Regions from separate parts of the Homo sapiens genome. Here region 2 is linked to region 1. Evidence: chromatin loops called from intact Hi-C (ENCODE). Cell type or tissue: heart right ventricle. All regions are shown on one strand. Links, peaks and the distances in the headings refer to the core of each region. The heading gives the core; the rest is flanking DNA. Region 1 holds the start of LINC02982 (long intergenic non-protein coding RNA 2982). Region 2 overlaps LOC124900189.

What was found. Peaks named below come from ENCODE experiments on the same cell type or tissue, not always from the same donor. Only the 100,000 strongest peaks of a DNase experiment are listed, where the experiment ranks them.
Region 2: it touches region 1 in a loop (4-fold over the local background); 12 of 110 quality-filtered maps call a loop at or near these places.

What each region holds. Positions count from the first base shown.
Region 1 is chr5:982,724-998,365 of GRCh38, reverse strand. It overlaps LINC02982 (long intergenic non-protein coding RNA 2982), which reads left to right and starts at 1,026. Exons shown (of 2, transcript NR_104615.1): 1 at 1,026-1,095; 2 at 7,809-11,189. It overlaps LOC124900932 (a long non-coding RNA gene), which reads left to right. Exons shown (of 2, transcript XR_007058677.1): 2 at 1-722. RefSeq lists enhancers at 3,093-3,593, 6,521-7,235. In heart right ventricle, for the core only: a CTCF peak has its summit at 8,006; DNase peaks (open chromatin) are centred at 4,825, 5,855, 7,435, 8,005 and 3 weaker places; H3K27ac peaks cover 4,576 bases.
Region 2 is chr5:1,160,029-1,175,670 of GRCh38, reverse strand. LOC124900189 reads left to right here. Exons shown (of 8, transcript XM_047417960.1): 6 at 1-542; 7 at 1,041-1,147; 8 at 2,193-2,575. It overlaps TERLR1 (TERT regulating lncRNA 1), which reads left to right. Exons shown (of 5, transcript NR_109911.1): 3 at 1-542; 4 at 1,041-1,147; 5 at 2,193-2,575. Among named protein-coding and RNA genes, the nearest start is that of TERLR1, 11 kb to the left of the region's middle. RefSeq lists a cis regulatory region at 5,752 and enhancers at 5,668-5,837, 7,074-7,593, 7,594-8,115. In heart right ventricle, for the core only: a CTCF peak has its summit at 7,344 (motif pointing left); DNase peaks (open chromatin) are centred at 7,330 and 7,746; H3K4me3 peaks cover 330 bases; H3K27me3 peaks cover 809 bases.

The sequences.
Region 1 (15,642 bases), core at 3,836-11,835:
TGTGGCAGCGCCAGACATTCCAGAACATGGGTTCAGGAAACTTGGACTGGGTCTGAACCAGCAGGAAGCATGCCAAGAAACCTCCTCCCACCGTCCTGCTCTTCTCTCCCTCCCTCCCTCTTCCCTCCCTCCCCCGTCCCTCACTCTTCCCCTTCTCCCCCGTCCCCCTTTTCCTCTTTCTCTCTGATCACCAGTCTTCTGAGTTATCACAACCAAGTGAGACTGACTCAAGCTATTATTGAAAATATGGCCACATCGAATGTTTTTCTGATAAAAAGAAGAACATAAGTAATTGGGGCAGGGGGTGAGGTGAGGACCTGGCGGATGCCTTGGAGGCAACACGAGGGTGGATTTGCTTGGGCAGAGCTAAGCCAGTGAGGCCATCTCCACTCAGGCCCGATGGAGTGGAGGGCACTGCCTTGATCCAGTGGAGCCCGTGGACTGTGCCTTTTCCCAGACCTGATGCCTCTCCCACCCCTGCCCCTGTTGCCCCAGAGCCAGGTGAGGGCAGATGGCCCAGGGCCACCTCAGACCCCCACTGGGAGAGCAGCCAAAGCCATGCCCAGTACCAGTAGCAGTGCCTCATGTTCTGAAGATCTGCCTTGTGGATAAAAATGCCTCATCCATTCTTACCGCTATGGAATATTCACTTATAGACATTTATCACTTTTTCCAGGTTATAGTTTTGTGAAATAAAATGTTTATTATTTTTTGTTATGAAAGTGCTGTATGATCATTGTAAAAAAATTAGAAAAATGTGGAAAAATGTGAAGAGAAAAATAAAAATTCCCTCCCCCCCCCACAGATTCCCATCTCCCAAGATAATCACCTAATTATCTGCAGTTTTGTTTCCTACTTATTTTACTGAAAATCATTTCATGCTCATTTCTTTATATGTTGTCAACTGAAGATTCATGAGATTCATAAACATGGAAGGGAGAGCTTTATTTCTCTAAAGAGTTGCAGCCTGCAAGTAACCATCCACAGGCTGGGAGGTGTGGCCTCCACCCTAAACCGGAAGCAGGCACTTTGAGGGTGGGGAGGATGAGACAGGAATGTGCTGACCGTGGTGGCTGAGAGGCTACAGGAGGCACTGTGAGTACTCTACAAGGGTGAGGGGCACGCATGCACAGTGAGCTCACATGTGTGTTACATGTGTCCTGTGTTCACTTTGGGGTGGAGACTTCACATTTAAGTGCATTGAAATGAGGCTCTGTAGGTCAAAAGGTGAAATGAAGGACACAGAGGCATCCTGTGTGCAGCCTCTACACCAGCTAGAACCAGTCCACAGTCAGGATCTGTTATCAGGAAGGAATGCTGGCTGGTTGTTGTGTCAAAACTACACGAGGGGTGGGGAGTCTGGCAAATCTTTCAAAAGGGCTTTCTGTTTACCCTTAGGAAAGAAACTCAATGGCAGCGGTTAGTGAGGGAGGGGGCATAATGAGGTCTGTCTGGCATTTCATCCCTTCATGGCTTGGAACCCAGTGTTTAAGGTTTCTCTGGAGTCCCCTTGGCCAAGAAGGGGTTCATTTAGTCAGTTGGAGGTCTTGGGATTGTATTTTTATTTCTCAATGTTCAAATATTCTTTAAAAGTGCACTTTACCCTTCTGCCTGGTCCTTGAAGGTACAAATGTAGGGACATGGGTTTCACCATTTCTTCCCATCAAGCAGCTACATTGCTTTTAGTTTGCCATTGCAGGTAACATTGTATTGGGTGGCCTCCTTCACAAATTCCTGTTTATGTTTCTAAGTGATTCCTGAAACATTCCTCTTCCCTGGAAGAGGATGGAACTGCTTTTGTTCTTAGAGGTGCAGCCGCTCAGAAAGCTGTTGCCAGCCCACATGCCCACATGCCCACCAGCCACACAGGGGCAAGCTCGTTTCCTTTCCAAACTGTAGCAAACTGAAAAACAAAGTCTCATGATGGTTTCAGTGTTTGTTTCCTTGGTCATGGGCAAGGTTGACATCTACGTTGAATGTCTACAGTTATATTTCTCTTTCCATTATGGTGTTGTTTTCTTGATTAGTAAGAGCTTTTCCTCTGTGAAGGATATGTTTTCTCTGTAATTTTGCTGCAAACATTCACCCAGTTTGCTATTACATTTATCTGGTTTTTGATTTTTTTTGTGTGTGTGTGTGATGGGAGTCTCGCTCTGTTGTGCAGGCTGGAGTGCAGTGGCGCAGTCTCGGCTCACTGCAACCTCTGCCTCCTGAGTTCAAGCCATTCTCCTCTCTCAGCCTCCCAAGCAGCTGGGACTACAGGCACATGCCACCACGCCCGGCTAATTTTTTGTGTTTTGAGTAGAGATAGGGTTTCACCATGTTGGCCAGCCTGGTCTTGAACTCTCGACCTCAGGTGATCCACCCACCTTGGCCTCCCAACATGCTGGGATTACAGGCATGAGCCACCATGCCTGGCCCTGTTTTTTGATTTATAGAAGCTTAACATCTCTATGTAGTAAAAGAAAAAAAGTACATTCTTTTCTTATTTAATAGTGTAATCGGGAATCTTTGCCATTGGAATGGGCTGCTCCACGGTGTAGGTGTGAGTGATACCTGCCCAGTGGTGTTTCAAGCACCCTGCTCACTGCTGGGTCACCAGGTGGTGCTACAAGGTTGCCAGGGACCAGCCATGGCCCGTGTCCTTAGCTGCCTCTGCTCCCCTGGAGCTCACAACCTCAGCAGGATGGGGGTGGAGTGGGGTCTAGACTTTGGGTCCATTCCCTTCTGACTCATTTGCTGCTAGAAACGATTTGTGGCATCCAGGGGGCATTGTGTGCATGTGCTGTGGGGTAAGCACAGGGCTGGGCATCTGTGGGTGATGAACAGGTATGCCTGAGGGTGCTCACCGCCCCAGCAAGCAGGTGGCAGCAGGTCCTGGCTGTCTAGAGCACAGGACATTCACATGTGGAAGCTGGGCTGGGGCAGGTGGCCCCTTTGCACCTGCAGCAGAGCTGGCTTGGTGTCCGGCTGGAGGTAAGGACAGCCAGGTGGAGAGGGGGCGATGAGGGTGGATGGAGTTGCCCCTGAATGGAGATGTAGGCTCTGAGAGTCTTCCGTAGCCTTCCCAACAATGCCCTCCTGCAGGCAGGCCCAGGCCCACTGAGGTTTCCTCCTGCAGACAGCCCACCTGCCACCAACCCAGGCACTGACTGTCTCCTTAGAAACCAGTCTCCAACTCTTGGGCTGCAAAAGGAGATTGTGGCCACACTAGCTTCCGGGTTTGAAGTCCCCCAGGCCAGTGGGACATGGTGTAGGAAGCGGCCTTCTTCTTAGTGTTTCCCTCCAGAAGGCTGTGGGGAGGTGGAAGGGGCAGGCCTGCAGCCCCACCAGGCGGCCACAGTGAGGCTGGCTGGCCCAACTCACCCCTCCCAGGAAAAAGGATGGAGCACCCCTGGCCTCTGGTACCCACGGAGCCACTGGCAGGAGGCAGCCTGAAGTCCAGGCTGTTTCTCAGTTGGGCCAGACCAGTTGTCCCAGATGAAAGAGGTTGCCAGGCAGCTTTCTCTTGAGGCCTCCTCATGGCTGTTGACCAGAAGGCCACCTGCCCATGGGCTGTCATGTCTGTTTCCTGGAGCCTCAGGCCCACCCAATGGGCAGCACTCTGCATGGACTCTGAACACTGCATGGGGCCTGGGCATGGACACTGTGGGCTCCCAGCTGGCTGAGATGTGGAAGCGCTCTATGTGGGGGGCCCTCACCATGGGTGAGCCCAGGGTCCACTGAAGTAGAGGAGAGTTGTACCTGATGACACTTCTCTGCATACCTGCCCTCCAAACATGCACACACACGTTCACATGCATGCACACAGCACATGTACCCATATACAAGTTCACACAAGCACACACAGAGCCTGTGCACGGGGATAGATGCCTTTTGCATTTTCAAGGGCTCCATTGCCCTCTGCATGTAACACGCCCCACTTCCTGGGCCCTGAGCTTGGTTTAATGCTCTGCTGTTGCTGTCTTGAAATTCTTAACTTTTGAACAAGGGGTCCTACATGGACATCTTTCCCTGGGTCCTGGAAATTCTGTGGCAGGTCCTGCTTCCATGGCCTCTTATGGAGCAGGATCTATCCTAACAGAAGGCCAGCCTGGGAGCTGGTCCTTCCTCGCTCCTGGATGAGAATGGGCATTAGCCCTCCCAGGTACTCCCTGCTCCCCTCCCCTCCTCTCTCCCCTTCATTCTCCCTTCCCCTCCCTCCTTTCTCCCCTGGTCTCTCTGTCCTCTCTCCCCTACTCTCCTATCTCTCTTCCCTCCTTTCCTCTCCTCTCTCCCCTCCTCCCCTGGAGCCTGCAGGTACCTCCCATTTATAAAAGTTTCTTGCCGTGTAAGGGTCTCTGTGCAATTTGCAGGCAGAGTTCAGCCTTTGTGAAAAAGCCCTGTGAGGGGGCAGTGCATGCTGGGTCCTGGCTGTCATTCCCGTCCCACCGCTGACCCACTGGCCCTGCAGAACCTGTGTCACTCGTTCCTCCTCCAGACCCCATATCTCTTCCACATTGGGCAACTTGAGAGCGACAGACTGAGAGGTGGGGCTAGCTCGACTCCGATACTCTCTATCAACCAAGTCTGAAAAAATGGGTTTAAAGAGGTCGCTGCTGCTGTCTGGCTACTTCCTGCTTGCACAAGCTCTCCTGGAAATGACCACAGATTCCATCATCCTGGCTGACAGTCAGGGAGTGGGGGTGGAGGTTGAACTCCAGCCTTCTCCTCCCTGCTGTTTCTCTAAGAGCAGAGGGTGGGCTGTCCTCTCTGCAGTCACCCCAGAAATGGTTTCCTCGGGAACAGCCTGGGTGAGGAGTAGGAGGTGGCTCTGTGCCCATCCAGCTGCTCACGGCTGCTCAGCCGGGCCTCACAATCTGGGGTCATTTTCTTTTTTTTTTTTTTTTTGAGACGGAGTCTCGCTCTGTCACTAGGCTGGAGTGCAGTGGTGCGATCTCAGCTCACTGCAAGCTCCACCTTCTGGGTTCACGCCATTCTCCTGCCTCAGTCTCCTGAGTAGCTGGGACTACAGGCGCCCACCACCACGCCCGGCTAATTTTTTGTATTTTTAGTAGAGACGGGGTTTCACCATGTTAGCCAGGATGGTCTCGATCTCCTGACCTCGTGATCCCCCCGCCTCGGCCTCCCAAAGTGCTGGGATTACAGGCGTGAGCCACCGCGCCCGGCCGACCTGGGATCATTTTCTTCTGAACAACAGACCCCAAATCCAGGATTCTCCTTCATGGTGTCCCGGGACTCGACAAGGGTCCTCAGGGCAAACACCTGATGTGGCCCAGGCCTTCCATCAACAGTCGGTCCTCAGAGCCTGGGAACTTCAGAACCCCTCCCGCTCCCTGGTAACTCAGAGTTGCCGAGCATGTCACACCGTTCCCGAGAGCAGGGACCCCGTGTTACTCAGGGCACACAGTAAGTGCTTAATAACCATGCTGCACTGTGGAATGGAAGTGACCTGTTCTCTTTCCTGGGTTTTCCAAGTGTCCATAGATATGTCCCAAGAGGGAATGCACTTAAAAAAAAATCAACTCCCCTTCTACACAAGCCCTCCCTCCCTTGCCTGTTGCCCTGGCCACCTGCTTTTTCTCCCCAGTGAGTACAGGGGGCTCCCAGCTGCTCGGCAGTGATGGACAAAAGAGCCTTGCTCTGCTGCCCTGGGGGTTTCTGTCCTGGGCTTCTCTCCCGCAAGCCCATGGACACTTGGTGCTAAAAAGTTTTCGCCCAGCAGAAATTGCCTCTTTAATTTTAATGCTTATAACTTCCAGGAACTTCATTAAAGATAAGCCCCTCTCCTGGGATTCTAGTTGCCAGTTATTCCTCATTATTTCCCAACCCTGCCGGACATCCCAGGCCTCACGGCCTCTCAGCTGCACACAGGGTTCAGCCCCCAGAGCTGCCTTTCTGCTCCTTGGCAGCCGTTCCTTCAGTCTCACTGAGGAGTAGGAGACAGAGAATGTTCTGTGGGACCACAACCGAGACAGAAGAGCTCTGGATCGAAGGGGTTAAAAACCACCACTTTTATTTTAAAAAAAAAAAAAAAAAGCACAACAGGACAGACCCGTGGTTCTGTTCCTGTGCCACTGAGGGATGCCTGACCTTGCACAACTTAGGGTCATCTCGATTTCTTTATCGCAGAGGCTGGGGGTGGAGCCATGCCATTTCTGATGGGACCTGTGCAGGAGGGGTCGCCCGGGTGGGCACAGTGCCGCTCTCTTTGCTCTCCCTGGAAGATGGGCTTGGTCTGCAGTCCACACATCTCAGTCCTTACTTGCCCATGTACCAAGGTCCTGGGCACTCCACCTCCCCTTGGGCCAGACAGACCCTGATGCTGCCTGGGAGCCTGCAGAGAGAGGCGGTGCAGATGAAGGCCACCAGGTTCCAGAAGCCCCCTGCCAGGGCATCCTCTTGGCTCAGTCCCATAAAATCACTGTGGGGAGCAGGAAGTATCTGGGCCAGGCCCCCTGATCTTCAGGGCTAACCCTGGGCCAGGATGGAGATGAGGTGTACGGTGGAATTCTGCACTGGTGAGAAGTCCTGGAAGGGCTGAGAGCCGGGGAAGGGATTGCATTGGTTTCTTTCTGATCATCAGAGGGTGTGATGGGCATGCAGGTCCTCATCGCCAGTCTCCTCTGCTCCAGCACCCAGGGGCTCGGCGTCTGCCCACTGGTCCCTACCCCTCCTGGGGTTGGGGGTGGCACTGAGGGAGGAAACAGAGGCCTCCCAGGGCCAAGCCACACAGGCCAGCTCCATCTGTCTCACCCACCTCCCTGAGCTCACCATGGGCTGTGGGCCATGGCTGGTGGGCCAGGTGTGCTAAGTCCCCAGGCCTGGCCCCACAGCTTGTGGGCAGTGGTGGGGACAGGATGTGACAGCCGACCTCCTCTGGTACAAGCCTGTCTGCACCTGCCCCCTGTGACTGGGAGGCTCAGCTTCCCAAGCATAGCTGAGCTCCAGGGACAGCCACTCATAAACCTAAAAATTGGCCGGGCGTGGTGGCTCACGCCTGTAATCCCAGCACTTTGGGAGGCTGAGGCGGACGGATCATGAGGTCAGGAGATCGAGACCGTCCTGGCTAAAACTGTGAAACCCTGTCTCTACTAAAAAATACAAAAAAAATTAGTTGGATGTGGTGGCGGGCACCTGTAGTCCCAGCTACTTGGGAGGCTGAGGCAGGAGAATCACTTGAACCCAGGAGGCAGAGCTTGCAGTGAGCCGAGATGGTGCCACTGCACTCCAGCCTGGGCGACAGAGCGAGACTCCGTCTCAAAAAAAGAAGAACATGAGTTCCTCTGTGGTTGGGTGGAGGGTTCTGTAGGCATCAGTCAGATCGTGCTGATCGATGTTGTCCAATGTTCTTTATTTTTTTTATTTTTTTGAGACGGAGTCTCGCTCTGTTGCCCGGGCTGGAGTGCAGTGGCGCGATCTCGGCTCACTGCAAGCTCCGCCTCCTGGGTTCATGCCATTCTCTTGCCTCAGCCTCCCGAGTAGCTGGGACTACACAATGTTCTTTCTTGCTGCTTTGTCTGCTTGCTCTTTTTTCAATTATTGAGAGAGTGATGTTGAAATCTCTTACTGTAATTGTGATTTTAAAAATTTCTCCTTGCAATTCTATCAATTTTGTTTCAAGTATTTTGAAGCTTTGTAATTACGGGCACAAATAATTAGGACTGCTATGTCATCTTGATAAATTGCCTCTTTATGAAATGTCGCTTTTTTACCCTTGGTAATATTCTTTGCTTTGACAGGAGGGGTGCTGGGGGCTTGATGCCACCAAGGACCCCAGACCAAGTCATCTTTTTTTTCTCGCTCAGCTTTGAAGGGAAGTTAAAGACAAAGAGGAAGAGGCTGTATTTCATTCTCCCAGATGGCTCCTGCCAGCCTCCAGAGAAAAGGCAGCTTTCTTCTTTAGAAAATTGGCAGGACAAAAGAAGGAAGTCGACTTGGAAAGTCCAGCGACAGACCTCGTGCCCCTGCTCTGGGAGGCCGCAGGTCAATGGCTCCCCCTGGCTTCAGGGGACACAGCTCAAGCCTGGAAGGAGCCCATGGCCAGCCTGAAAGCCTTGCTCACACCCAGCATCCGCAGCTGGGGCAAGAGCGGCTACTCCCAAGACAGGAAAAGACACACAGCCTAACTTTGCCACTGTGAAGGGAGACTTCTCTCTAATGCCTAACTAGACACTTATCTTCCAACCTCCTCAAAATGCCTTCAATAGAAGTCCCAGGAAGACACGGAGCCCCAGCCGCCCACTGACTCCTACAGGATGCAGCTGCGCCAGGCAGCCCATCCCAGGGGGCCCAGGCCAAAGAGGGGCCAGGGTGCTTCCCCTGAGAATGAAAAGGGATGTCGGGTAGAGGGGGAGGGTGATGTGGGACTCGCTGGTGGCTGTTAAAGGAGCTCGCGTCTCGGTTCCTGCAGGAAAAGTGCTTTGAGCACTCGCCTGGCCTGGTGAAGAAGGAAGGCAGTTGGCGGGCATTTTTGGAAGCTCTCACCCCCCATGCTGGTCCTGGTACCCCTTCTCCAGGGATGCGGGGCCCACATTCATCACAGTGGGGTTCCATAGATGATGGTCCTGTCATATCAGGGTTCCCATTGAAGGGGGCCCTTTTTGGCACTTTCTTTTATTCCATTAGTCTGTTTGCCTGGTCACACATTTTATTGCTTTTTCCCGCAAAAGAATCAATGTGGGAATTTATTTATTTATTTATTGAGACGGAGTCTCACTCTGTCACCCAGGCTGGAGTGCAGTGGTGCAATCTCAGCTCACTGCAACCTCCGCCTCCCTGGTTCAAGCAATTCTCCTGCCTCAGCTTCCCAAGTAGCTGGAATTACAGGCATCTGCCACCATGCCCGGCTAATTTTTTGTATTTTTTGTATTTTTTTTTTTTTCTGAGATGGAGTCTCTCTGTGTTGCCTAAGCTGGAGTACAGTGGCGTGATCTCAGCTCATTGCAACTTCTGCCTCCCAGGTTCAAGCAATTCTTCCTGCCTCAGCCTCCCAAGTAGGTGGAATTACAGGTGCCCACTACCATGCCTGGCTAATTTTTGTATTTTTTAGTAGAGACGGGATTTCACCACATTGGCCAGATTGGTCTTGAACTCCTGACCTCATGATCCACCTACCTTGGCCTCCCAAAGTGCTGGGATTACAGGTGTGAGCCACTGCACCTGGCTGATTTTTTATATTTTTAGTAGAGACGGGTTTCACCATGTTAGCCAGGATGGTCGCAATCTCCTGACCTCGTGATCCACCCACCTTGGCCTCCCAAAGTGCTGGGATTACAGGTGTGAGCCACTGCGCCCAGCCAGGAATTTATTTTTAAATTAAATTTGATTTATTTAGTTTCCTAACCCTTTTATTGTTTTTAGGCAATTTTTTGAAGTATAATATGAATAAGAAAATTATGGTGAATTGTTACAGCATCGAGACCTCCAAGACCAGGACATAGAACAATCCCAGCCCCCAGAAACCTCCACCCCATAAGGCTCCACAACCCCTCTTCTAACACACAGATTACCTTCAGCTCTTCTTGAACTTCATATAAGTGTGAAACTCACCCATGCTGTTGAACACAGCACTGTTTCATTCATGTAAGCGGCCTTATAGTATTCCATTATGTGAACGCAGTTTATTATCCGTTCTGTTAATCACAGTAGTTTTTACCTGTTGTGAGTAAGGGTGTCACAAACAGCCTCATGTGTACTTTGTGGCAGATGGAATTCTTGTACAGATGTGGAACATACACTGGATTTGAAGTGCTGGGTTATAGAGTATGCACATGCTCAGCTTTATCAAACAGGGCTTAACAGCTTTTCAGAGTGGCTGTGCCAACTCACACTCTCCAACAGTCTATGGGAGTTCCAGTTGCCCCACACCCTTGCCACCACTTGCAATTGTCAGCTGTAAATTTTAGCCATTTTGTCGGGTGTATATTGGTATTTTATTGTGTTTTTGATACTCGTTGCTCCCGCAATCGTTGAAGTTGAGCACGGTTGTATATGCTTATTGGCAATTTGGATACTGTCTTTGCGTTTTCAAAAATTGGGTTTTTGTCTTTTATTGATTTGTAGAATTTCTTTATTCTGAATTTGAGTTCTTAGTTGTGCTTGTGTGTGTGCACATAGTAAACACACACACAGGTTAAAATAATTGGGAGATCATTAGAATGAGATGACCCCAGCGCCTTGGGTTTCAACTCAAGCAAACCAAAGTCCATCTCAGTGTACATGGTTATAGTTCAGGTAAGCAGAAACCACCGGCTGATCTCTAACACGGGGCTTTTGACTGGAATGATTTCTTTCCCTTTCTTTCTCTTTCTTTCTTTCTCTCTTTCTCTCTTTCTTTCTCTCTTTCTCTCTTCCTTTCTTTTTTTCTTTCCTATCTTTCTGCCTTTCTTTCCTTCCTTCCTTCCATCCTTCCATCTCTTTCTTTTTCTTTTCTCTTTCTTTTCTTTCTCTCCCTCTCTCTTTCTTTCCTCCCTCCCTTTCTTCCTTCCTTCCTTCTTTCCTTCCTTCCCTTCCTCCTTCCCTCCTTCCCCTCCCTCCCTAAAATTCATAGAATAAAAAAATGCCTGAATAGCCAAAGTAATCCTAAGCAAAAAGAACAAAGCTGGAGGAATCACATTACCTGACTTCAAATTATCTTACAAGGCTATGGTAACCAAAACAGCATGGTATTTAGGATTGTTTTCCCAATTCTTTGAAAAGCGATGTTGGTATCTTCATAGGAATTGCATTGAATCTGTAGATTGCTTTGGGTAGTGTGGTCACTTTCACAATATTGATTCTTCCAATCCATGATCATGGGATGTATTTCCGTTGGTTTGTGTCATATACAATTTCTTTCAGCAGTGTTTGCTAGGTCTCCTTGTAGAGATATTTCACCTCTTGGTCAAGTTATTTCTAGTTATTTTATTTTACTTTTTGCAGCTATTGTAAAAGAGCTCGGGTTCTTGATTTGATTCTCAGCTTGGTCATTGTTGGTGTATAGCGGTGCTACTGATTTGTGTACATTGATTTTGTAACCTGAGACTTCACTGAATTCATTTATCAGCAATTCATTCATTTTTAGAGGATACTTGGTCCATGCACATGTCAGAGATTGTTGTAATGTTTCTTTCTTGCAATGATCTCATCACATTTTAATCACAAAGTCAGGCTAGTCTTTTAAATAAAGTTGCAAAGCATTAATCATTTTTTCTCTTCTCTGGAAGAGTTTGTGTAAGATTGGTGTTTTTTCTCCCACAAACGTTTGGAAGAATGGTTTGCTGGTGGAGCCAACTGGACCTGAAGTTTTCTCTGTGGGAACATTTTAAATAAGATTGTTCAGGACTCATAAATTTTTCTTGCATCAGTTTTGGCAAGTTGTGTTTTTCAGAGTTTGTTCAATTTTTCTAAATTGTCAAATTTATTGGCATAAATTGTTCAGCATATTCTTTTATTATTAACTTAGTATCTGTGGGATCTTTAGTGATGTCTCCATTTTCATTTTTGATATAGTTAATGTTGGGAGAAAAGCTGAGTGTTGGGAGAAGCTGAGGCAGGGCTTGCATGTCTGACATAATGTAAAAGAGTCTTGGAACATGTCCGGGGTCCAGGATCTAAAACTCCTCGTGGCCTTTGGAACACCGAGCTCTGTGCTAAAGAGTGGAAGCCTACCCTGATGCACCATAATCTAAGCCCAGGGCATAAAACCCCTCATGGCTTGGATGGAATCCAGGTCAGAAACTATGTTCTGTATGTTTTCAACACCACCAATTTTGGGGGGACTCTTTAATGATCCAATGGGCCATTAGTTTTGGTAATGTTCCTTGTCTACTTGGAGAAATTCATAGGCTGAAGTCAGTCCTCATGCACGGGGCTCTGTCCATGCTGACCAAGTCAAATTTGTTGATCATTTTTCCCAAACATTCTGCTGGTTTTCTGTTTGCATGAGACACCTTTCCTATCTGTTGGGAGCAGGCCCCCCAAAATCTGGTCATAAACTGGCCCCAAAACTGGCCATAAACAAAATCTCTGCAGCACTGTGACATGTTCATAATGGCCATAACGCCCACACTAGAAGGTTGTGGGTTTACGGGAATGAGGGCAAGGAACACCTGGCCCGCCCAGGGTGGAAAACCGCTTAAAGGCATTCTTAAGCCACAAACAATAGCATGAGCGATCTGTGCCTTGAGGATATGCTCCTCCTGCAGTTAACCAGCCCAACCTATTCTTTTAATTCGTCCCATCCCTTCGTTTCCCATAAGGGATACTTTTAGTTAATTTAATATCTATAGAAACAATCCTAATGACTGATTTGCTGTTAATAAATATGTGGGTAAATCTCTGTTTCGGGGCTCTCAGCTCTGAAGGCTGTGCGACCCCTATTTCCCACTTCACACCTCTGTATTTCTGTGTGTGCGTCTTTAATTCCTCTAGCGCCACTGGGTTAGGGTCTCCCCGACCGAGCTGGTCTCGGCACTATCCTTCTGCCTTTAGGCACCTGCACTACCGAGTACCATCTAAAGGAACATATCATTTGTTTTGTTTTATTTTTATAATCCAGCATGACAATCTTTGTCTTTTAGTTGGAGTATTTGTGTAATTTATATGACTACATTAATTAACGATACTTCTGTGCTTAGATTTACCCCATTACAGTTTTCTTCATTGTGACCTCATTAGCTGGTTTTCATCTTTTCCTGTTAGTTTTTGATGAGTTAATACTTTTTCTTATTTTTCTCCACTAAGCTTTTAGTCATGTGCATTTTAAATCATTCTCTTAATGACTCCTCACCTGCATTGGTGATGTATCAGACTTAGCACACTTGCTCCTGGATGCAAGCACGTTATAATTCTTTAACCTCATTTTCCTATCCTGGCTTTTGCATCATTTTTCTGTATCCTAATTGTATGCATATTTAATTCTACAATATATCATTATTTTTATTGTTTTCAGTGGGTTTGCCCACAAGTTTACCTTTTCTATTGATTTTCAAATTTTCTCCTATTTTCTTGTGTTTGAAAACAAGATATTTTTGGATAATTTGCCTTTGGCCTGAAAAAGTTCCTTTACATTTATTTTAGTGAAGATTAGTGGTGATAAATTCCCTCAAACTTTTCATCTGAATACATCTTCAGTTCATGTTTATTTTCATAAAAATATTTTAACTGGATATAAGATTCTAGGTGAGCTGTTATTTTTAACCCCAGAATTTAAAAATACATCATTCAGTTGTCTTTCAGCTTCCATTATTTTCTGTTGAGAAGTAAAACATCAGCCTATTTACTGTCACAATTTTTCTCTTCCTTTTTATTTTTGACTGTAAGATGCCCAGGCGTGGTTTTCTTTGCATTCATTTTGCTTCATGTTTGCAGAGCTTCATAGATATGTGGTCTGATGTCTTTCATTGATTTTGGGAATGTCTTAACCAGTGTTTCTTTAAATATTCTTCTCCCTCATTCTCTCTCTTCTTCTTCTGGGACTCCAGTCCATACATGTCATGCATTTGCATCATGTCTCATACGTTGTCACGCCCTTTTTTCTACTTTTTTCCTTTTAGTTTTGATTGCATTATTCTTTATGTGTTCTACCTACCTAGCTTCTGGTTCACTGATCTTTATTCTGATGTTCAATCAGTTGCTAACCCCATCTTTTAAGTACTTTCAGTTAATACAGTTCTTAGTTCTAGTATTTCCATTTGATTTTCAAAAAACAAAAGACTTCAGTTATCCTGTAGTATTGTTCATATTGTCATGTGATTTTAACTAAAGTTAATTTAAAATCATATTTGGTAAGTCCAACATCTGCTCCTATTCAGTTCTGTTTATATTTCCTTTTTGTCTCTTGGTGATTGGCCTTGTGGTCTTTGGCATAGCCAGAAGTTTGTATTTTGGATGCTATGCATGAAAATAGAAGTTGTGGAGGATGTATCTTCCTCCAGAGGTGATTAAACCCACTTGTAGAGGAAGGTGAGCTCTTGGGTGAAGGGAACTAAACGCCCAAGCAATTTAAATATCACAAAAGAAAAAGCCACAAACTGGAAGGTGTATGACAGACATCTGAAGCAGGTGTGTTAGAATAGACACATGACTTAACATGAGTAGGATGCTCATATTTAACATGATAAGAAAAGATGTTAGCGGTGTGAAAAAGAAAAATGTCCTGAAAAAAGAACAAAGTGGAAATAATGGCTGTAAAAAAATACAATAGTTGAAAGAAAGAAGTATTTTGAGGGTATAATAAAAATAGTCTCATAAGCCTTCAGAAGACTTGCCAACAAAACCCACAATGAAAACATTTATGGAGAAAACCTCAAAATGAAAAGAAAAACAAATCCAGGAAAAGCTGCAAGAGATATGAAAAGAAAGAAAGAAAGATGAAGACTAAACTCTCGTAAAGTTTGTTGCCATCATTAAAAAAGGCCAGGACCAAAGAAATGTGCATAGACAAACACACAGACACATACACACCACACACTACACACACATAGACACACAAACACACACCACACACACACACACCACACACACTACACACACACCACACAGACACACACACACACACACCACACACACACCACACAGACACATCACACACACCACACAGACACAAACACACCACACACACACCACACTCACACAGACACACAAACACACACCACACAGACACACCACACACACACCACAGACACACACACACCACACACACACCACAAACACACACTACACACACACCACACACACAGACACACAAACACACACCACACACACACACACACCACACAGACACACCACACACACCAAAACCTAAAAACCACACATTGCCCCTGTGATGCAGATGATGGGCTGCTGGACCCAGCGATCTGGTCAGAGGCAAGGGGACTGCTGGACCCCTGGGATCCGGTGGGGGGTGGGGTGGGGCAAGGCTGCTGGACCCCCCTCTGTCCCCACTTGGGCTGCTGTCCCCCCCAGCATGTTCCACCTCCCACGTGGAATGGGGTCCGAGCCTCTGCTGTGGACGAGCGGCGTGGGTCAGTGGAAAGGGGTCCTTCTGCTTGCTGCCATGCCCCCGCCCTCACCCTGGACCACTTCACCAGCCAGCTCCCCTCCCAGAGGCCCCAGACTCCAATTCTGAGCCTCCTCTGTCTCTGCCCTGGCGCCCATGAGTACGTCCCCTCGAGCTCACAGCCAATGCCTCACGTCCCTGTCAGGGCTCTGTCCTCCAAACCCGCGGCCAACTCCCTGGACTAGGAGGAAAACCCTGGACCCCACCTTCCCCTCCCACTCCACCCCCAGCCATCCAGGTCCCCCTGCTGCCCCCAGACCTTCCTCCAGGGCGCCAGGGGCTCTGAACAGGCAGAGGCACAGGGAAAGCATGGGCCAAAACAGCAAAACCCAGCCCCGCGCAGCCCACATGGCGCCCCCCTTCCTTGCGGGCAGGGGTCCCACAGTGCCCCGGCCTTGGCGTCTTTGTGGCCCTGCTGCCCATTCAACTCGAGCTGCAGGTCCTGCCTCTGGGCCTCTGCCTGCCAGCCCCTCCCTGGAGATTCCCCGATGGCCTGCTCCAGGGCTGCTGAGTGGCCACAGCTTCTCATCCTGGCCAGCACAACACTTGCAGGGCGGGCACCCAGTGCGAGGGGCCTTTCCCCTCCCCGTTTCCAGCTC
Region 2 (15,642 bases), core at 3,068-11,067, 180 kb before region 1:
CATATGACTGACAGAAACGTGAAGCCACAGTGGACGCCTGGATGAGACACAGATCACCTTCCAAATCTGAGTGTGGCCTTGGGACCAACCAGGCAGCCAGGGAGAAGGCAGAGACCAGAGGGAACCCAGGTGCCCTCAATCCCAGCCTCCTCTATCCCAGCCTCCCAATCCCAGCCTCCCCAATCCCAGCCTCCTAATCCCAGCCTCCTCCATCCCAGGACCCCCACTCCCAGCCTCCCGATCCCAGCTTCTCTGATCCCAGCCTCCCCTAAAACCCAGACTCTATGAATCCCAGCCTCTGAGGTGGGAACTGTTAGTAACCCCACTCCATGGACAAGAAAGCTGGGGCCTGGCGAGGCTAACAGACTATCCTGATGGTGTGAGGGAGGGATCGGCCTCTGAGGGCTGCTTCCACCCATCTCACCAGTGGCTGCAGGCTCCAGGCGCCACTTTCCTTGAGTCTATGTTCTTTCCAAGCATCCTGCAGCTCCAGAAGCTCTGGAGCCGCCAGCACTGAGAGAAGCGATGGAGCTGCATGCAGGGTGAGTGTAGGACCGGGCGGAGCTGCTCTGTGGCTGGCGGGCACATTCTTTGTCAACATGAGCATCTCTCACTGTTCCTAGACCCCCTGGCTCCCCAGCTTCCTTGGAGCCAGGCGTGGCCACAGGAAAATGTTTAGGTCAATGACAGGTGAGCAAAAGTGTGAATACAACCTCCAGGAGTTTTCTTAAAGGAAGGGACAGGCCCTTCCCCTCCTCATGTCTCCTTCTGGCTGCCTGGAAGGCACATGTGAGGGCTGGAGCCTGAGCAGCCACCTTGGGCCATCAGGAGGAAGCCTGTGCTGCAATGGTAACTCAGTGACTTGGCGAGACTCACAGAGCCTGCATTCCCGACACCTGGTGCCCTATACCAGCCCCGGGCATATTCTTAGTGTGGGAGAAAAATCAGCTTTGGTCTAGCTTAAGACTCTGGGTGGGGCACGGAATGGGATAGAATGGGGAGTCCGGTTCCCCCAGCTGAGCCAGGTGACCATTCCTCAGGAAACTTTGTTGACAGCGGTGTCTGGATGGACCAGCAGAGGGCACTCTCACCCACGGGGAAAATCGTGCGCCCGGCCTCGTCCACCGCCAGAAGACGCCGCTACACAGTGAGTCATTCCACAAATCCCTGCTCTCACGGGATCTCTGGAGATAAAGGCAGTTGAGAATCGACAAATAGGACTGTTTCTCCGTTTATGAAATTTGAGCTGCCCTTAGACTTCACGGCAGAGAATATAGAGACAGTAAACCCTGGGGTTGAAGATGGGACCACGAACCTGGGGCCACCTTCTAGGGACGGGTGCTTCGTGTGGGGCATCCCGGGGAGGGGGTGCCCTGGAGCCTGAGTCAGTGCCAGGCACCTTGAGTCTAACGCTCTCAGTGCAGTTGCCTCCTTTGAAAAATAAAAGGCTTGGACAAAATAAGCTCCAAAGTCTCGTTCCGGTTTGAAATTTTTAACAAGCAGAACGAGTTCCAGTGTCACCGAGGACCTTTTGGAAATGACTTTCAGCCTCTGCCTCAGTCTCGGCATCAGTCTGCTGGGGAGGGACTGGGGGTGCTTCAGGGAGAGGGCAGCCCCCCAGCAGAGGGAGGGGAAGCAGCCCAGGGACACCCCTTGGAGGGGCCTGAGGTGGGAGATGGCACCAGCAGTGCCCCAGTGCCCACGGTACCCCAGGGGCGGCTCAGCCCCACCTGCGTCCACGTGTGTCCCTGGGCACGGGTGGGACGAGGCCCCTCGGGCTGGGTGGGGCGCTCCCCTCCTGACAGTCTGAATTGCATCCTCAAGTACTCAGACCCAGCGATTTCTCCCCGCTGGGGACATGGGGCAGCAACACAGGCATCGCGCTGGGTTTTATACAAGACACTGACTGCATTCTGGTCGCCACCCGCCTCACGGTGGAAGATGATGTGGATATGCTTTCCCAGAGGTGCCTGCGGCCAGGGCCTGTGGAGCCTCCCTACCCTCTGTCCACACCAAGTCCACTGAGCAGCGATCAGCTGGCCTGGTCCTTGGTCAGGCCAGATGCAGGCCCCTTCACCATGGTGGGCACTCTCTGCCCACCAGGCACAGGAGCTCCCAGGGTCTCTGCAGTGCGGACCCTGACGACCATCCACCCCACACGGCCGTTTCTTTCTTTCTTTTATTTTTTTGAGATGGAGTCTCGCTCTGTCGACCAGGCTGGAGTGCAATGGTGCGATCTCGGCTCACTGCAATCTCTGCCTCCCGGTGAGAGGTGAAGCCAGCTGGACTTCCTGGGTCTAGTGGGGACTTGGAGAACTTTTCTGTCTAGCTAAAGATTTGTAAATGCACCAATCAGTGCTGTGTCTAGCTAAAGTTTGTAAACGTACCAATCAGCACTCTGTAAAAATGGGCCAATCAGCACTCTGTAAAATGGACCAATCAGCACTCTGTAAAATGGACCAGTCAGCAGGATGTGGGCGGGGTCAAATAAAGGAATAAAAAGCTGGTAGCCGAGCCGGCAGTGGCAAACCGTTTGGGTCCTTCTCGGTACCCTGGTGGCTTTGTTGTTTTGCTCTTTGCAATAGATCTTGTTGCCGCTTGCTCTTTGGGGCCTCACTGCCTTTATGAGCTATAACACTCCCCGCAGAGGTCTGCAGCTTCATTCTTGAAGCCAGCGAGACCACGAACCCACTGGGAGGAACCAACAACTCCAAACGCGCCACCTGTAAGAGCTGTAACACTCCCTGTGAAGGTCTGTGGCTTCACTCCTGAAGTCAGCGAGACCAGGAACCCACCGGAAGGAACTCCGGACACAAAGAACTGCAACACTCACCCGAGGGTCTGTGGCTTCATTCTTGAAGTCAGTGAGATTAAGAACCCACCGGAAGGAACCAGTTCCGGACGTGCCGAGTTCAAGCAATTGTCCTGCCTCAGTCTCCGGAGTAACTGGGATTACAGGTGCACGCTGCCATGCCCAGCTAATTTGTATTTTAGTAGAGTCGAGGTTTCACCGCGTTGCCCAGGCTGGTCTCGAATTCCTGAGCTTGGGCAACCCACTCACCTCGGCCTCCCAAAGTGCTAGGATTACAGGCGTGAGCCACCAGGCCGGGCCCGTATGGTGGTTTCTACTCCGGACTGACTCTCCCGGGTCTTGGTCACTCTGCAGAATCCTGGACCGGAAGGGGGCCTCGGCCAGGGGAGGGCTTGCGAGGAGCCCCGGACCTACTGGCCATTATAGGGTGACGGGAAGTTCCTTGCATCCCGGGATCCCATGGCACTTGGTCAGGGAAGCCTCCCCAGAGAGGCCCAACTCCCCAGATCCAGGTGGGGAATCAGGGTACCAGCCAGGCAGTGTTCCCACCCCAGCCATGCTGCTGGCTTCCGTCCCTGTGGTGGGGTCACCCAGGTGGCTCATGCCTCCACGCACAGCCTTGTGGACACCCCCACACCGCCCATAGTCAAGTCAGAGCTCACGAGCCCACAGGGCAGATACCCGCCACGAGGGGACGGTGGGCCAGGAGGGTCCTCTGTGGGCAGCGCCGTGTTCCTGATCTCCCCAGGCTGCTGGGGGATGGGGTGGGGCAGAGGAGGCCACCTTCCCATTTCCCACTTTGCTGGGTCTCCCTCTTTGCTGGACAGTGCTGGGGCAGGTTACACACCCATGACAGTGTGAGGACTGAGGGTGCGCGTCCTGGAGCCTTCAGGGCTTGGGTGGAGGGGGCAGCTTGTCCCCCTGAGGCCTGGGCCAGAGATCCCATTCTGAATGCGGAGAGCCAAGATTCTACCTGGATCCTGGCCTTGTGGGTCACTGTGACGGCCCAGAGCTGACTTTATGTGACAGTTTGTCCTGAGATTTAAAACTGAATATTTAGACTCGTGGGATCTGGGCATCCACTTCAACCAAGGATGGGGACAGGCAGCAGGGTGGAGGGTGGACGATGCAGGAAGATGCTGTAGGACCAAGAACAAGGGGGCTGTGAGGCAAAGGAGCAGCACGAGGAGCCGTGTGTGCCCACTGCCACTTGCAGCCTCATTTCTCAACCCGACTGTGATGACTGCCGCTTGCTGGAAAGATGCTCTGAAGACACAATGAACTGACAATGCGTCACCCCGACTCCTGCCTGAGCCACTCCATTCCTTAAAGACGGTACGTGACTCACGTCCTTGCTGTGTCCTGCACGAGATAAGGTCTGGCAGGGTTGGTAATTATGCCTCTGGGATCTGTAACCAGACATTCTCTGTAACCATTCTGTATAATCTGGACGTTCTCTGTAATCCAGATGTTCTGTGTAAACTGAAGTTCTCTGTAATTGGACTTTCTCTATAACCAGTTGTCCTCTGTAACCTTCTCTATAATCCAGATGTTCTTTGCAACCAGATATTCTCTCTAACCAGACATTCTGTATAATCCAGACATTCTCTGTAACCAGATGTTTTCTATAATCCAGATTTTTTTTTTTTTTTGAGACAGTTGCACTCTTTTTGCCCAGGCTGGAGTGCAATGGTGAGATCTTGGCTCCCTGCAACCTCCACCTCCCAGGTTCAAGCGATTCTCCTGCTTCAACCTCCCTAGTAGCTGAGATTACAGGCATGCACCACCATGCTTAGCTAATTTTGTATTTTTAGTAGAGACGGGGTTTCTTCATGTTGGTCAGACTGCTCTCAAACTCCTGACCTCAGGTGATCCGCCCACCTCGGCCTCCCAAAGTGCTGGGATGACAGACGTGAGCCACCGCACCCGGCCCTGGATGTTCTTTTTAATCCAGATATTCTCTGTAATCCAGACGTTCTCTACAACCAGACATTCTCTGTAATCGGACATTCAGTACAATCCAGGCTTTCTCCGTAACCAGACGTTCTCTATAATCCAGACGTTCTCTGTAACCCACACGCAGCTCCGTGTGACTCTGCTCTTCCGTGACTTCTGCGTCTATAATCCAGACGTTCTCTGTAACCCACGTGCAGCTCCGTGTGACCCTGCTCTTCCGTGACTTCTGCGTCTATAATCCAGACGTTCTCTGTAACCCACTGCAGCTCCGTGTGACTCTGCTCTTCCGTGACTTCTGCGTCTATAATCCAGACGTTCTCTGTAACCCACTGCAGCTCCGTGTGACTCTGCTCTTCCGTGACTTCTGCATCTATAATCCAGACGTTCTCTGTAACCCACTGCAGCTCCGTGTGACTCTGCTCTTCCGTGACTTCTGCGTCTATAATCCAGACGTTCTCTGTAACCCACTGCAGCTCCGTGTGACTCTGCTCTTCCGTGACTTCTGCGTCTATAATCCAGACGTTCTCTGTAACCCACTGCAGCTCCGTGTGACTCTGCTCTTCCGTGACTTCTGCGTCTATAATCCAGACGTTCTCTGTAACCCACTGCAGCTCCGTGTGACTCTGCTCTTCCGTGACTTCTGTGCACATTTCGAGCTGCATCACCAGAGCTGTGCCAGGAGCTGGGACTGTTCCGCAGCAGCCTGACCATGTGCCTCTGAAAGACCCCTCCCGGGCTGCAGTGCTCAGAAAAACTTCCAAATAAGATGAACTTCCCTTATTTAAAAGCTTGACTCCTTTTTTAGTGGACAGGGCTATGAGCTGAGGGACACGAGACGTCCAGGACAGGAGGGCCGGCCTTGTCTCAGGCCCTGCTCCCTCACCAAAGGCTCTGTGCTCTGTTCTCCTTCTGAGCCAGCTGTCCTGAAACGGAGGCCCTTTTGTGACCCGACTTGGTCTGTTGGCGGGGGACAGACACCAAGGCCATGTCTCACACCGGTCATGGCCAGCCCCCGGCCCTCCTTCCCTCCTCCCCTCCTTCCCTGCTGTAGCCTTTAGGGTTCAGACCCTGGCTGTCCTGTCCTCATTGGGGCTGATGCCCTGCCATGCCCCCCAGGAGCCCCCGTGCTCGGCAGGCTTGGGCTGGGAGGCGCAGTCTCCAGTCTCCAGCAGACACCACCTTACCCAGGTACATGGCACTTTCCTCATTAGGGTGACATTTTCCTCATCAGTGAGGCTCTCGCCTCCTGAGTTGCACCACCCCTGCGCCAGCGTGGTTGGTCTCCAGAGTCATACATGAGCATGGCGGGCTTGCCTCCAGGAACCAGAGGGTCCTCTGGGGGTTGGGGCACAAGGGGCCGCCCTGACCTCCCCAGACCCTAATGCGATTCCCACAGCTCTCGTCCACGAAGCACCAGGCCTCGGCCACGTTTCTAATCTCGTGATCCCTCCTGGAAATCCCAGACATGACAGATCCCAACGGGGTGATGCTTGCATCACTGAACCAACCCCAGGACACCGGAGAGCTGGCCGTGTGGGGAACCCGTGGATCCACCTGGGCCCTGGAGCTGGGGATGTTGGTAGTGTGCGGGGAGGCGGCAAGGCAAGACGGGCAGGAGGAGGCAGCTCTGTCCAGGGCCCAGGCGTCCCTCACGCCGTTTCCAGGCACCCGCAGACTTCAGGAGTCTTAGTCATCGTTGGGTGTTTGGGGCTCTCTAGTCCCAGTAGGTGCTGGGACTCTCAAACCTCACAGCTACCACCCTGGTGCTATCGTTACGGACGATCGCACTTTTGAGAAAATTGGGCACCGTTGCCAGAGCAGCAGTTAGGCCTCAAGCCAACTAGGCTCCAGAGCGCCTGCCGCCAACCATCATACCACAGGGCACGGTCTCGGATATTAAACGTCTGGTTGGATACAAATCAAGACCACAATTTCTCATTGCACTGGGAGCTTCGCCACGCACCATCTCTGGGCTGACGCAACAGCCTAAGGCCCTGGGTCCCTAGAAATAGATCCTGTGTGTTGTAAGTGGGCCGGCCTGGTGGTCAGGGCTGCACACGGGGCCTCTGGGCGGTGGCTGGGGGGTGGTCATTTCAGGAAGTTGTGCGGTGGGGTCCTGTGATGGGGCGTGTGTTGGGATCTTTATGACCTTGAGAATCATGGTTTTTGAGGGAGACCAAGGCCTCTGTGTCAGGGCCAGCCTGATGGGGGTTGGGGCAACTGAGCTCAACACCAACAAGCAGAAACAGGCAAGTTATCTCTTGCTCTATGCCTCAGTTTACTCATCTGTCCATCGTAGTAACACTTGTGTTTTTAAGGATTCTGCCAAAATAGCATCATGTATATGAAATGCTTGCAGGTTCCTAGAATGGACAGTGCTGAGCAGAGATGGCTGTTGTTCTATTTCAGCAACCGAATGCCAAAAATACGGAGGAGGCAGTGCGGCATGGAGGCGGATCTGCCTTACGAAATGGGCAGGGGCCCCACGCGTGGGAAAGGGCACAGGCATTTGGAAGAGTGTGGCACTTTTTCAGGAAATGCAACATCCTTCTACTCTGTGACCCAGCGGCTCCCCCTGGTGTTTACCAGAGAGAAATGGACGCAGACATCTGCCCACATGCAGGCACAGGAAGGTTCGTGGCCGCTGTGTTTCAATATTGTAATTGCGCCAAACTGGAGATGACACAGAGTCCAGGCTCAGGAGCGTGACTGGCAGCTGTGGCACATCTGTGCCATGGAGTGCTGCTCAGCACCAGGGGCAGGGGCTGTGGACGGAGCTGTGGACGCAATGTCAGGAGCACGGTGGGCGAGGAGACGGGAAGCCGGGGGCCCTGTCCTGTGGGGTTCTGGAGCAGGCAAAGCATGCCTGGGACAGAGATGGCCAGGCCAATATTACCCCTGGGCGAGGGCCAACAGCAAGGCCAGGACCGAGCTTTCTGGGGTGGTGTTGATGCAGGTGGACGCAGCTGTCTACACGGAGTCCACCTCCCCCACTGCCAGCATCTGTCCCGGAGGGCTCGGCTCACTGGCAGTTTGTCCGCAAGGTGGTGCTCAGTCACCATGCACAGGACATTTTTGACCGAAAGTTCTGTTTTTGCCATAAGTTGCACCCTGACCACACCTGCTTCTTCTGAAAGCACCTGGTACCCAGATGTGCCCATCCCCAGCTGCATTTCCTGAGTACGAAACTTGCAGGAATTTGTAGCAGGGAGGATGGGACTAAGATTATGTGTGTGTGGAGTGGGCAGGAGCTACCAAGAGCCCTGAAACCACTCAGGGTTTTGCTTGGCCATAAAGAGCCACGGAGCCTTCTAGGTTGAGGGAGGCCTTTGTGGAGAAAGGAAGCACCTGGATCAAGAAGGTTATTTCAGTGCTTGTCATCATCACCTTCTGGACCGTAAGTGGCAGGCACACATGTTGAAAATAACAACAGAAGACAGAGGCTACTTTGACTCAGATGTCTGGGCAGGCAGGGCTGGCCAGGAAGCTGGAGGCAGGACTGACCACGGCCTCTCTCTGCAAATCTGTGTCATTTATTTCCTGACGCTGGTAGCCTGGGGGTCCCTCTGCCTGAACACCTTCTGGCTCTTCTTTTTTTTTTTTTTTTTTTGAGACGGAGTCTCGCTCTGTCGCCCAGGCTGGAGTGCAGTGGCGCGATCTCAGCTCACTGCAAGCTCCGCCTCCCGGGTTCACGCCATTCTCCTGCCTCAGCCTCCCGAGTAGCTGGGACTACAGGCGCCCGCTACCACGCCCGGCTAATTTTTTGTATTTTTAGTAGAGACGGGGTTTCACCTTGTTAGCCAGGATGGTCTCGATCTCCTGACCTCGTGATCCGCCCGCCTCGGCCTCCCAAAGTGCTGGGATTACAGGCGTGAGCCACCGCGCCCGGCCCTGGCTCTTCTTAACTGCTCTGAACCCCTGGCATCAACCTGATGGGCAGGTGCTTCCCCCATGCTTCTTCTCCCTGCACTGCCCACCCCACGACTGACCTTCCCTGGGTTCCCTACACACCCCTTCAGTGCCTCTCACTTCCCTCCTGATGGCAGACGTCTCAGGACTGCTACCTTGGGAGGTTTCCCTTTGTGTCCCCAGCCACATAAGGTATCTCATTCTCTGCACATCCCCGTACCATGAATGGATGGATTGGTGGATGGGTAGATGGATGAATGGGTGGATGGATGAATAGATGGATAGGTGGGTAGATGGATGGGTGGATGGATGAGTAGATAGGTGGGTGGTTGGGTGGGTGGATGGATGGATGGATGGATGGATGGATAGATGGGTGGGTAGGTGGATAGATTTCTATCTGAAGAGTGGGTGGATGGATGGATGGATGGATGGACAGATGAGTGGGTGGATGGATGGATTTATGGGTGAATGGAATGATGGATAGATGGATGGATGGATAGATGGGTGGGTGGGTGGATAGGTGGATGGATGGATGGATGAATGGTGGGTGGATGGATGGATGGATGAATGGATGGATAGGTGGGTGAGTGGATGGGCAGATGGATGGATGGGTGGATGGATGGATGGATGGATAGATGGGTGGGTAAGTGGATAGATAGAAGGGTGGGTGAAAGGATGGGTGGGTGGGTGGATGGATGAATGGATAGATGAGTGGGTGGGTGAGTAGGTGGATAGATGGATGGATGGGTAGATGAGTGGGTGCAAGGATGGATAGATGGTTAGGTGGATGGATGGATGGATGGATAGATGGGTGGGTTGGTGGGTAGATAAAAGGGTGGGTGAAAGGATGGGTGGATGGAAGGATGGATGTATGATTGGATGGATGGATGGATGGATGGATGGATGGACAGATGAGTGGGTGGGTGAGTGGGTGGATGGATGGATGGATGGATGGACAGATGGGTGGGTGAGTGGGTGGATGGATGGATGGATAGATGGGTGGGTGGATGGATGGATGGATGGATGGATGGGGAGATGGGTGGGTGGATTACTGGATGGATGGGTTCATGAGTGAATGAAAGAATGAGTGAATGAATGAGTAGGTGATTTGTTCCTCAGGCCCTGGAGCTGGATCTACCCTACTGTCCCTGAGTGGCCTGTGTCCCATGCACCAGTCTCTGTGAACTATGCTCCACACAGAGGCAGGAGCCTGACTCCTGAGAGATATGGGTGTAACCTCTCAGGGCGTTACTCACTGGGACCACCCAGGAGCTCCTTGCAAAGGTAAAGGCTCCTGGTCTCCCAGTAGGCGCAGCCTCAGTCTCCAGGATGTGGCCTGGGGCCAGCATTTTTCCAGCTCTGGGCGGGGCCCTTTACATCCACCTCTACGCGCCCCCTTAGAAGGGGCTGGTCTTTCCACTCAGCTCTTTGTGTCCTTAGAGGCCAAAACACCTCCTTGCACCCTAGGGGGATGACCCTGCTCTGGTGCGCCAGGGCCCTTATTTTGTGTCCCGATAAGAGAGGGCTGAACCTGGTTTTTCTTCATCAGAAGGATGGTGCGGCCAGCCTGGGAGGAGGGGCTGCCTGGGTGGAGGCTTCTGCATGGCTGTTCAAAGTGCGGCTGTGCTGGCTGCCCAGTGCCTCCTGTCTCAAGGCACAACTCTCAGGTGGACGGAGGACAGAGGCCCTGGAAACCATGGGCCCGGCTTGTCCCCACCCTGGTGCTACAGCTTCAACTCATGGACAAGAGCTCCTGCCAGTCCCCGGGCCCGCAGAGTCTCAGCTTCCTTCCTCCTTGCTCAGTGTCTGCGCTTGTGTCTGGAAAGGGCGTGAAGCAGAGGTTGTGACATTGGCCCCAGACACTCCCTCCGAGAGCCCTGTGCCCTCCCTGACCTTCATGGGCCTCTCGTCTGGGAGACACAATGTTATCTGATTGAGGAGGACTCCCCACTCCGCATCACTGCCCTCCTCCCACAGAGACACAGGGTGTCCTGCAGGGAGAAAAAGGGCCCAGCCGACTGGCTCTGCACGAAAAGTACCCTCTGGAGACGGATTTATCCGTGTGCTGGCTGTTCATGCAGCTAGAACATGTGGTCTCTGAGGCCAGCACGGGGAGCGCAAGGGACACGGGGAGCTCAAGGGACACGGGGCCACACTCCCCCCAGCGCTGGTGGCTTCATTTCAGCAAATTAGGAGCAAAAGCTTCTCAGTCAATCAGGGTGGGCCCCTGGAGGAGGTGGTGGGGTCACAAAGGTGGAGCAGCTGGCTGTGTGTGTCGGTATTTCTGTGTGTGTGTCGGTGTGTGTGTCTCCATATCTGTGTGTCTGTGTATGTCTGTGTGTATCTGTGTCTATTTCTGTGTGTATCTGTGTGTGTCTCCATATTTGTGTGTCTCCATCTGTGTCTCTGTGTATCTGCATGTCTGTGTGTATTTCTGTGTATATCTCTGTGTGTGTTTATCTGTGTGCATCTGTGTCTATGTTTGTGTGTGCACAGATCCACACTGTGAGATGAGAGTCCAGGGTGCTATGTGTCTGGTCCTGGTGGCCCAAGGGGGGCACCTGATGTCCCTGTGGATGTGACTTCCCCGGGCCTGAGTCTGTCCCCCAGTCTTTCGGACTCCCATGACCCTCAAGTGAGCCCACACCATCCTTCCCACCCACTGCCGCTTACCAGGCTGAATCCTTGGTGGGCCACAGCCCCCACCACCCGCGTGCAGCAGTGCCCAGGCCACTCACGAGGGAGACAGAGCTCACGGGCATCTGCAACCCCCTGCACTTGAGGGTCACAGGCTCCTCCTTGGGAGGCACCTCAGCGGGGCTTGGGCCAGCGTACCCCGAGCGCCTCTCGCTGGAACAGGCTGAGGCAGCCTAGAAACCCAACCTCGATGGGGAGCCCGGGGCCCACAGGGCCGCAGGATCAGGTCGCAGTGCTGGGCCAGGCCATGGGTCAGATCGCCAAGTTTCCATGTTTGCAAGTTTCAAGTGGGGCAGGTCTCACCGTGGGGAGGGGCCCGTGGGCAAGGACTGGCCCAGTGACCTTTTGGCATCAGGCAGGGCTGCAGGCCAGGAAGGCAGGCCAGGCCCACCATGGGGGTTTCTGAGCACCCTGACCCTGGGGGTACCCCAAGACTGATCTTTCAGCCCAAATCCAGGAGACCCATCTGGGATGTCACCCCTGACCCCACAGCACTGGGCACAGCTGCTCAATGAGCCAAGGTAAGAACCAGGACCATGTGCCCCTGATTGGCTACTGGAACTGGGCCGTGGACCCCACGACTGTGGTTCAGTGTCCCCATACCCCTGCCACGGCCCAGGGGAGACCACCACCCTGACCAGACCACCTTGCCTGCTCCACAGAAAAACGCGTCCAGAAATGTTACGGTTCCCTCAACCCTCAGCCCGTGACCGGCCCCCACACCTGGCTAGCCAGACCCTTGTATCGCACCTAAACTGAGCGCTGCAGGGGCCGGCCCTGGAGATGGCTCAGACCTCTGCCCCCAGGAAGTCCCCAAGGGGCAGGAGCACAGCCACCCTCCCAGTGGGGAGCCCCAGAGCTTACTGCAGAGCACAGGAGTGGGAATGGGAGGTTATAGAGACACTCTGAGGCCACCGAGAGCCCCTCCAGCACTCAAGGCCTTCCTGGCGCCCAGCCCAGCACCAAGCTGACAGCTCCAGCCGCTCACCGGCTTGCTGGGCCTAAATTCCCCTCCTCTTCTTCCTAGCAAGGTGACCGACGGCTGTGGCCCTTGGTTTGCTCCTCTATAAAATGGGGACAGCCATGGCCTCTCCCCCAGTGCTGCCATGGGAAGAAAAGAAGTTCTTACAATAAGCCCTTAGCTGCCTCCTGACAGGTGGCAAACACACCCCTTGTGCTGAGCTCATTGTTAAAGAAAGAAAGAAACAGATATCAAAAAGAAAAGAGTCTAGTGACAGGAGGGAATGTTTCGGAGGGAAGAAAAATCATTGAATCCGGCCAGTCAAAAGCCAAGTTTCTTCCTCAAGAAAAGCAGAAGTTGCCTTCGTTGGCATCCTCACTAGGCTGGGGCAGGCGCCAGCTCTCAGCCCCTGTCCCTGAACAGAACCTGCTGCCAGGTGGAGGCTGCACCCAAAAGCCAGGCCCCTGAACGTCTGGATGTTACGTTTCCGCTCTGTTCAGAGTCCCCTAGAGCCCAAATTCTACCCTAGGCCCAACCCTGTGCACATCACCCACCCTTTGCACGTCACCCACCCTGCAAAATCCCAAGGGCAGCCGCACCTTAGACACGGATTCCTTAGTCTGAGAGAGGACACACCCACCCCCCACCCCCAGGGCCTCGAAGGGCATCCTCAGATGCAGGAGGCACATGACAAATGCAGGGGTGACTAGGGGAGGGTGGCTTGGTTTCTGCTGCCCGGGAGCTTCCTCTCATCCTGTTCCAGTGGGTGGCCGCGTGGCCAGTGCTGGGTCAGCTGCCTGTCCCGTCACGGGACCCCTCGGGGTCACGGTGGCCTCAGGAGGACTGGCCGTAGGAACATGGCGAGGACACATCCTCGGGCCACGGGCAGCTGGCTTTGCTGACGTGGGGTGGGCGGCTGGCCGGCCACCAACCAGTGAGTGGGCAGGGGTCTCGGCCAGAGTGAGCGCTGGAATGGGGCTGGAGGAAGGTTCTAGAAGCAGAGAGGGTACTGGAAGAAAATGAACTCTGCTTTGGGTCATCTGCAGACCCCGGGAAGCTCCTGCTGTGGCCTTGCGTGCACAGAAAGCTGGGAGCCCCTGTGTCCGCACGGTGAGGGCGCCCCAGCTGGATGCACCTTCTGGAGCAGTGGGGATGCAGGATCCTCCCCCTCGGCTTCTGTTGTGACTTGCTCCCTGGCTGCTGTCCAGTAGCCGGGCACATGTCCAGCACCCTCCGTCGCTGGGCACTGCACATCCCAGCCACAGCCTCACCCCAACCCCTCCCGTAGCTCCTCCCTCGGCTGGGGGCCAGCAACACAAGGCCGGGCTGCCCAGCTTAGCCTGAACGTGACCTCCGTGGACGGGCAACGGCTGGGGCCCTGGAGCAGCTCCTACTCCTATAGGTCTGCCGCAGGTCCCCCACTGGCCTGGCCCTGGTGAGGGTGATCCCAGACCTGGCTGAGGGTCGGCAGATGCCCGGCCCTGCGGCGGCCGCCCCCAGCAAGGGGCTGTGCCCTGTAGCTGCGCCTTTCCTTAGGTAGCGCTGTCTCCACGGCACCCTCAACCCTGGGCCTTTGTCTCCAGGAAACGCCACTGAGCTAGCTGCTCACAAAGGGCAAATCGTGGACCAACAGACCACGCGGGAGTAGAGAGCTGAATGGGACACTTTATTTCAGCAGGCGAAGTAGCACCTTTGCAAACAAGCTGCAGAGCACCAAGGGGGAGTTTCAGGAAGCGCCTGGGCTGGAGGACACAGTGGGTGTGCACCTGGCAGCTGGAGTTACAAAGCGAGCCTGTTGTCTCTCCCACCACAGAACCTGCCCAGAGGGAGGGCCCAGCCCACAGAACCAGGGAGCAGTCTCACGCCCAGCACCGTGGGCCATGGAACAGGCTGCGGGGAGGGAGCTGGGCCACCTTCGCCTGGTCCTGGAAGTCAGGAACAAGAGCAGCATTCACAGAGGACAGGGTGTGCAGAGAATTCCCCTGCGCTGAGTCATCTCAACCTTGAGCCCGTCCTGGGGCGGAGGCACCATTGTTCTCCCAACTTCGGATGTGAGGAGGCTGAGGCCCTGGGAGGATTTACCTCGGCAAGGGGGTGCAGGACAAGTGCATCAGTCTGCTGTTGGGTCAGTAACACTGCGTAACAAGTCGAGCTGCAGTTACTTATCCCTGCTCACTGTCAGGGCCAGCTGGTCTAGGCTTATCGGCCCTTCTGGGCCGTGCTCTGGGCTGAGACCTCTCTCCAGGTCTCTCACCCTCCAGGGGCCGGCAGCCTTACCTGGGATGTGTTTCTTTTCTTTTCTTCTTTTTTTTTTGAGACGGAGTCTCGCTCTGTCACCCAGGCTGGAGTGCAGTGGCGCAATCTCGGCTCACTGCAAGCTCTGCCTCCTGGGTTCACGCCATTCTCCTGGCTCAGCCTCCTGAGTAGCTGGGACTACAGGTGCCCGCCACCACGCCCGGCTAATTTTTTGTATTTTTGGTAGAGGCGGGGTTTCACTGTTTTAGCCAGGATGGTCTCGATCTCCTGACCTTGTGATCCGCCCGCCTCGGCCTCCCAAAGTGCTGGGATTACAGGCGTGAGCCATCGCGCCTGGCCCCTGGGGTGTGTTTCTTACAGTGACAGCAGAGGCCAAGCCCAGCCTGCTTGAAATCCATTATTGATCCACTGTTGATCCAGAGCAGAGCATGCTTGTGTCCTCGGAGGGGTGGAGGGGGAAGAGAGCAGGTGTTTGCTGAACAATAATCCAAGTACCCCCCATGATCTCGAGGCAGAGGGAATGGAACCCAGCCCCCAGCAGCAGTGTCGCTGTGGCGCTGTGGTGGCACCCTGCCTGCTCTCCCACCACCCTTCAGCAGCTCCTCTCCAAAGTCTGCCCCTCCAGGACCCCGTCACGGGGTAGGGGGAGGAGGCGTCCCATCGTCCAACGTACAGTTCAGTAAATGGTGGGGAGAAAGGGTTAACATCCTCTCTCCTGCCCCTTGCCTCCACCCATCTCTGTCTCTCTCTCTCTCTCTCCCTTCCTGTCTCTCTCTGTCTCTCCCTCCCTCTCTCTGTCTCTGTCTTTCTGTCTCTATCACTCATCCTGTGTCTTCTCTCTGTCTGTTTTTCTCCCTCCCTCTCTCTGTCCCTCCCTCTCTCTGTCTCCATCTTTCTCTGTCTCTATCACTCTCCCTGTCTCTCTCCCTCCCTCTCTGTGTCTCTCTCTCCCTCTCTTTCTCTGTCTCTGTCTCTGCTCCCCACTGCACTTCCATCACTCCTCACTCCCAAAGGCTCTCCCGTTCCCTGGTCACCTACCTTGTTGAGGCTC